Linked DNA regions of Homo sapiens: region 2 is linked to region 1. A link is a contact called in ENCODE Hi-C data. All regions are on one chromosome and are shown on one strand. Each heading gives the region's core, a stretch centred on a gene start or an enhancer-like site at or near the end of the contact. The rest is flanking DNA. Distances are from core to core; before and after follow the strand shown.

Region 1 (2,700 bases), core at 129-2,628:
TGGGAAAGGAGGGGCAGGGGGAAGGCAAGTTTGTTTCTCAGAAGTAGAATGAGCCACCCCTGCACCTGAAGTGGGTGTCTCTTTTGAAAAGGATTCTTTGGTCTCCAGGTATACAGTGCTCCTTCCATCACTGGGGTCCAGGTCTGGGCCCCAGCATTTGGACTTCACTCACCAAGGCCAGCTCTGATTTGCTGATGTATCAGTTATAGTTTTCAGAAGCCAATTTGCAAATTTCCTTTCAGATCTTAAAAAGGCTGGAAAGCAGAGAGATGAGGGCATAAAGCTTTGTAAATTATCAAAATCCCAAGCACACACATCTTCAAGCGCACAGGAACCACAAGTCCCCAATCATTATTGTGGTTCTGCTTTTTCCCCTATATTATGTGTTACAATATTACGAGTCAATTTCCCAGAAGTTTTAGCTGCTTTTCTCTGGCTGCACTAATTATATCAATAACAAACTCACAATCACATCAAATGACTGTCAACATATCCCAGTGCGCCATGCTCCATGAAATGACTAAATAAAGCAAAATTCCTTTATGGATTCCTTGGAGTATAACTGATCACAAGTTTGAGAATCTTGGGCTAAATCCAAAAGATGGCATCAAGCTCCCAGGCAGCTGGCCAAAATGTGAAGGCAATCTGCCTGGATGAACTTCTTCAAAATTTCCAGTTTACTCTTAGCACATCTAAGGTCACTGTATGAGTCCGTTTTCATGCTGCTGATAAAGAGATACCTGAGACTGGGCAATTTACAAAAGAAAGAGATTTAATGGATTTACAGTTCCACATGGCTGGGGAGGCCTCACAATCATGGCAGGAGGTGAAAGGCAGGTCTCACATGGTGGCAGACAAGAGAAGAGAGCTTGTGCAGGGAGACTCTGTTTTTCAAACCATCAGATCTCACGAGACTTATTCACTATCACAAGAACAGCACGGGAAAGACCTGCCCCCATGATTCAGTTACCTCCCACCAGGTCTCTCCCACAATAACTGAGAATTCAGGATGAAATTTGGGTGGTGACATGGCCAAACCACATCAGTCACACTCCAATTCTTGAATGAAACTGGGTAGGACCAGTGCCCACCCAAATGATCAGAAGGGAGTGTGTGCCTCCCACACAGTAACTCCCCATTAAATGTGAGTTCTCACGTCAGAGGTGCATAGGGCTGGGGAGCCAGAAGTATGTGAGGTCTCTTTCTGGGCTTAAAGCAGGGAAGGAACCCAGAAGCCCCCTGCTGAGCAGAGGACTCACTGTGGGGTTTGCCCTTTGGTAAGTCTGAATTTTGGTGGTCGAATTCAAAAGCCTCCTGTAGCGTGCAAAGGACACAGCTTCAGAGCCTTCCAGGGTGGCTAGCTCATGGTGGTCACGCCCCACCTCCTGTGGAATGAATGGATTCCACAGGGCTTAGTTGTCTGTTACTGTCTTGTTTCCTGTTACCCTGGGCTATGTCTCTTAGGCTGCCTCCAAATCTTCAGGGCAGCCTTGGAGGAGCCTCACACCGGACTCAGGCTAGAGCTCCCAAGGGAGAGCAAAGCCGTGGGGTGACTAGGTGCTCAGTGAGTCCCCAGGGGAAAGGGAAACTTGGGGAACAGGATGCAGGGCTGTGCTACCTGGCAGCCCTCCTTTCAAAGGGGATGCATCTCTGGCCATCATAAAAGATTCAGTTCTGTCAAGGGCCTTCCAACATGCAGAGCGTGAATGAGGCCTGTCAAGGGGCTCCCGGGGCCTCCCTCCCTTCGCCTCCTTCCTCCAGATGATGTTTCTTTCCCTGGGGTCTTGGCAGCTGGTCCTGAGCTCCCGGCGGCCCATTTCCCGGACCTGCGTTCCCAGGCATGGCCACACGAGTGCGCCCGGCTCCCGCTCCGGATCCGCCTCACCGGGGCTGAGTCAGGCTAGCTAACGGGCCGCGGGATCCCAGGGCCGGGTCCCCCGACCCTGCCTGATCATCTGAGGGGCAACTTCGCTGCGCTTGGAAATCCTCTTGACGACTTTGTCTGCCAGGACGCCCCAGCGGGGCCAGCTGAGCGTCCTGGCCTGCGGCTACAGCCTATGGTGAGGGGTGGAAACGGCGCCCTCCTCCAGTGCTGCAGAAGTGATGAAGATTCCCGCGACCTGGAGGCACCAAGTCCTTCTCAAGCGCAGGGGAGAGGGAGGGCGCGGTGCGGGGGGGTCCTGGGGGGCTCCCTCGGAATGAGGGATGGGTCTCCCGACGGCGCCCCCAGCCAGGGCCAGAAGCGTGGGCGCGCCGCGTTCCCGGTGCTTCCGTGCAACACGTTTCTGTCTCTCCCGTTTTCCAGAGGGAAAATTTGCCGTGGGAAGCAAGGATTCCCGAGCCTCGGTCCTGTCCACGCGGTGCAGGGCACCTGTCCAAGGTGGGCCTGGCCTGGCCCTGCCCAGATTCAGCCAGGTGACCGGGGCTGCAGGCAGATCCAGATGACAACGAAGTGCTCTCCCCTCCATTCTCCAGGCCTCTCCTGCGGGGACCCAGCTGGAAGGCCTATGGGCTCCCACCCCTCAGGGCAAAGGCTGGACTTAAGGGCCAGGCTTTCCAGGTGTCATTTCCTCTCCGAACCTCTGGGTGTCACTCACCTCGAATTTCCTGTCTTTAGTTGGGCATTGGCCGACAGAGCGCGGAATCTCTGCTGCCCTGCTCAGGCAGAAGGGCTTGGCCTCCTTCCCACAGGCCATGGTC
Region 2 (2,862 bases), core at 5-2,504, 130 kb after region 1:
AGGGGAATTTCAAGATTATTTTTATGACTTTTACAGAGCCACCGTGGGCTTATTCTCAAAGCAGAGCTGTGGTTAAAAGAACACAGTGTATACAACCCAAAATCACTTCAAACCAATTTACATTCTTTGCTGGTACTTTTATAGGCCCATGAAGGGAAAGCATGATCTCTTCCAATGCCTTTTAAATTGCCCTTTTATTCTCTCTCACATTGCCTCCCTCACCACAGCTGCTCCCCAAGACTTGGTCCTCAAAAGACCCCTCTACATGGCTATAGTCTCTCACCCCTGGGTACTTCCCTCTGTATGCCCTTCCTCTCCATTCTGCAACACAAAAGCAAGGATGATGACCTTGGAGGAAGGGAGGAAACGGCATCAGGGCAGGCTATGATGCTGTTTAGTGGGGATGGGCGGGGTGTTAGGGCAAAGTTGGGGACATAGTTATGTTAACATTTTAGTCTGTCACCTTCTGCCTAAGCAATGTGAGGGACGCCACACAGAGAAATCTAATGCCTCAGTGAGTCCCTCCAGATTCCTTCTGCTCACCTGCCCATGCCTCTCCAACCCGCTTGGCCTCCTTTTGCTCTGAGAGCCTGTTAGCATCTTGGGAGTCCCCAGGAACCTGGCTGAGTTGACTTGGACTCTTGTTACAAATCTCAGGAACAGGGGACGAGCAGCCTCATACTCCTGAGATGAAGCATTTGATCCCCTTCCCTTCTGAGATCAACGTCTTTAATGTGAGGGGAAAAAAGGATCCTGAGAAGGAGCAACCACTTGAAGCCTCTGGTTGCCACACCCCCAGAAGAAATTCACACGCACCCTATGACAGGCTATTTCCTGCAGCAGGTCCATCCCCTCTCCCGTTTTCTTAGCCCTGCTTTGATCTTTCAATAGTGAGAACGGGCTGGCTTCTGGGAATCAAATTCAATACTCTTTATTAATTTCTGCCTGGTTACCAACTCCTCCCAGCCCCCTCTCCCATCCCCTCAATGTGTTTGGATGCTTCTGAACCTCTAAGATCTACTTTCTGGCTTCTGCTAATTAGTATCTTTCTGAATATATAGGCAAACACTGTTCACTGAGTATCTGCTACAGCGATCTTGTGCTAGTTACTAAATATTTGTCTCTCAGCTCCAATGCCTCTCAGCTGATGTTGGATTTGGGACTCTACAAGCCCCACATTCCTGCTTTGCCCCTTCTTTATTATGCTGGGCTTTGCCAGTAGAGGGCGCCGGAAGGTGCCTGTAGGGCAGGAGGAGAGGCGTGAGAGGGGAGTGTGCTCCTCCCCACCGCAACCTGCAATGCTCCCCTGCCCCCACAGGCAGCAGAACTCAGTCTGCAGTTTTTCCAACCCTAGACGAGCTAGACTCACTGCACCCCACACCCCCAACACCACTCCATTGCCATGGAGACCCAGCACTGGCTGGTCCGCTCTACTCTAAAGTCTGAGTTTCGTCTCAAAGGACTTCTCTACATTTCTGTTTTAATAATTCCAACCTCTCTCCCTTTGTTCCTCTGGACCTAGTGAAAATGGCTGTTCCTATAGTGACTATTTCTGTAATACCTTAGAGTTCTCTTTTTACCCTTTCCGTTACCTAGTTAATAACTTTACACCTAGTTAGCAATTTTTTATACTAAATTATCTCTGTTCGTATGACTGGTGTGGGTTTGGTCTTGATGGGATCCTCATGCAGATAATAGTTAGGCTGATGAGCCGCAGGAGCTGTCCACGCACAGAACTTGCAGTCTTTATGGCTTCATGTTATTGGACATCCTTGAGTGCCAGGATACATCAGCAGTGCAGTGGGGTGGCATATCGCTCTCTCCATGTCACCTCATCCCTACATTCTAAACATGTCTCTAAATCGTCTATAGACCCTGGTGTTCTACTTCCCATTGATTTCTTAAACTTCATGCCAAGGCTTCTGTAGAGAGTTACATGGCCACAGCTAAGCCTCCAGGGAATCAGGACCTGGCGGATATTCCCAGGCCATGGATTTGGGGGTCAGAATTTATTTGGTGTAGACTAACTCCCAGCAGCCCAAAAGAACTTTGAGTTTTACAGAACTGGAGGGTCTGTGGGGCTGGCAATTTAAATAGCAATTATTTTAGACTTCCTCTGCTTAGTGAACTCACACAGTGTCATGTCTATTTGTCAGATGCACCTATAGAAATCTAAAAAGAAATGGCTTCAAGTAGGGTAAGAGTATACGTATTTTTCATGGGACTAAACATCTGGGACAGGAGTCTAGGTGGGGGGTGGCTCCTGCAAACTGGCATTTGTACCCTGAACTCCTTGTCTTTCTGCTCCGCTATTCTCAGTTTACAACTTTCATTCTCATATTACTATCGGGTGGCAAAATAGCGGCTGCTCCTTCTCCAGCCTCCTGTTCATATCCCAGGCAGGAACAGGAAGGACACATATGGGATGGGGCAGTGCAATGAATGGGAAATGGGGAAAGGACACTTTCCCAGGTATTCCCGCAGACTTTCTCTCATGTCTCATTGGGCAGAGCTGTGGCATCTGGCCACTCTTAGTTGCAAGGGAGATTGTAATGTAACAGTCTAGCTGGTACATTGCCCCCTCCATAAAGAAGATTTAGTAATAAGAGAGAAGCGGGGGCAATGAACACTGGATGCGCAAACTGCAGTGTCTGTTAGAACATGTAGATTTGGTGCTTTGAGTGGAATGTGTCAGCTTGGACATTTCAGTCACTCCCTAATTTTACTTCCACCTTGGGTGAAATCAAGAATGTCCTTGTGACTCGGAATATTCTAGGAGTTCTCATGGCCAATGCTGGGCCACCTTTGCTTTAGGTCTTTACCCCTTGAATGCAGCTTTTGTGCTCTGAAGGAGAACACGAG

Evidence for each region. A loop is a pair of places that touch in the nucleus more often than their neighbours do. Pooled maps may share reads with other maps.
Region 2: a map of K562 shows a loop between it and region 1 (2.4-fold over the local background). The contact joins two enhancer-like sites. A Hi-C loop is called at or near these places in 1 of 168 maps with a recorded cell type or tissue (K562), 2 of 37 single-sample maps with no recorded cell type and 8 of 50 pooled maps.

Annotation. Positions count from the first base shown.
Region 1 is chr10:84,538,838-84,541,537 of GRCh38, forward strand. No RefSeq gene overlaps it. Among named protein-coding and RNA genes, the nearest start is that of CCSER2, 210 kb to the left of the region's middle. Within about 2 kb of position 1,379, at least 2 of the 41 ENCODE cell types and tissues checked have a DNase peak (open chromatin) inside an H3K27ac peak, as active enhancers do.
Region 2 is chr10:84,664,842-84,667,703 of GRCh38, forward strand. No RefSeq gene overlaps it. Among named protein-coding and RNA genes, the nearest start is that of CCSER2, 340 kb to the left of the region's middle. Within about 2 kb of position 1,255, at least 2 of the 41 ENCODE cell types and tissues checked have a DNase peak (open chromatin) inside an H3K27ac peak, as active enhancers do.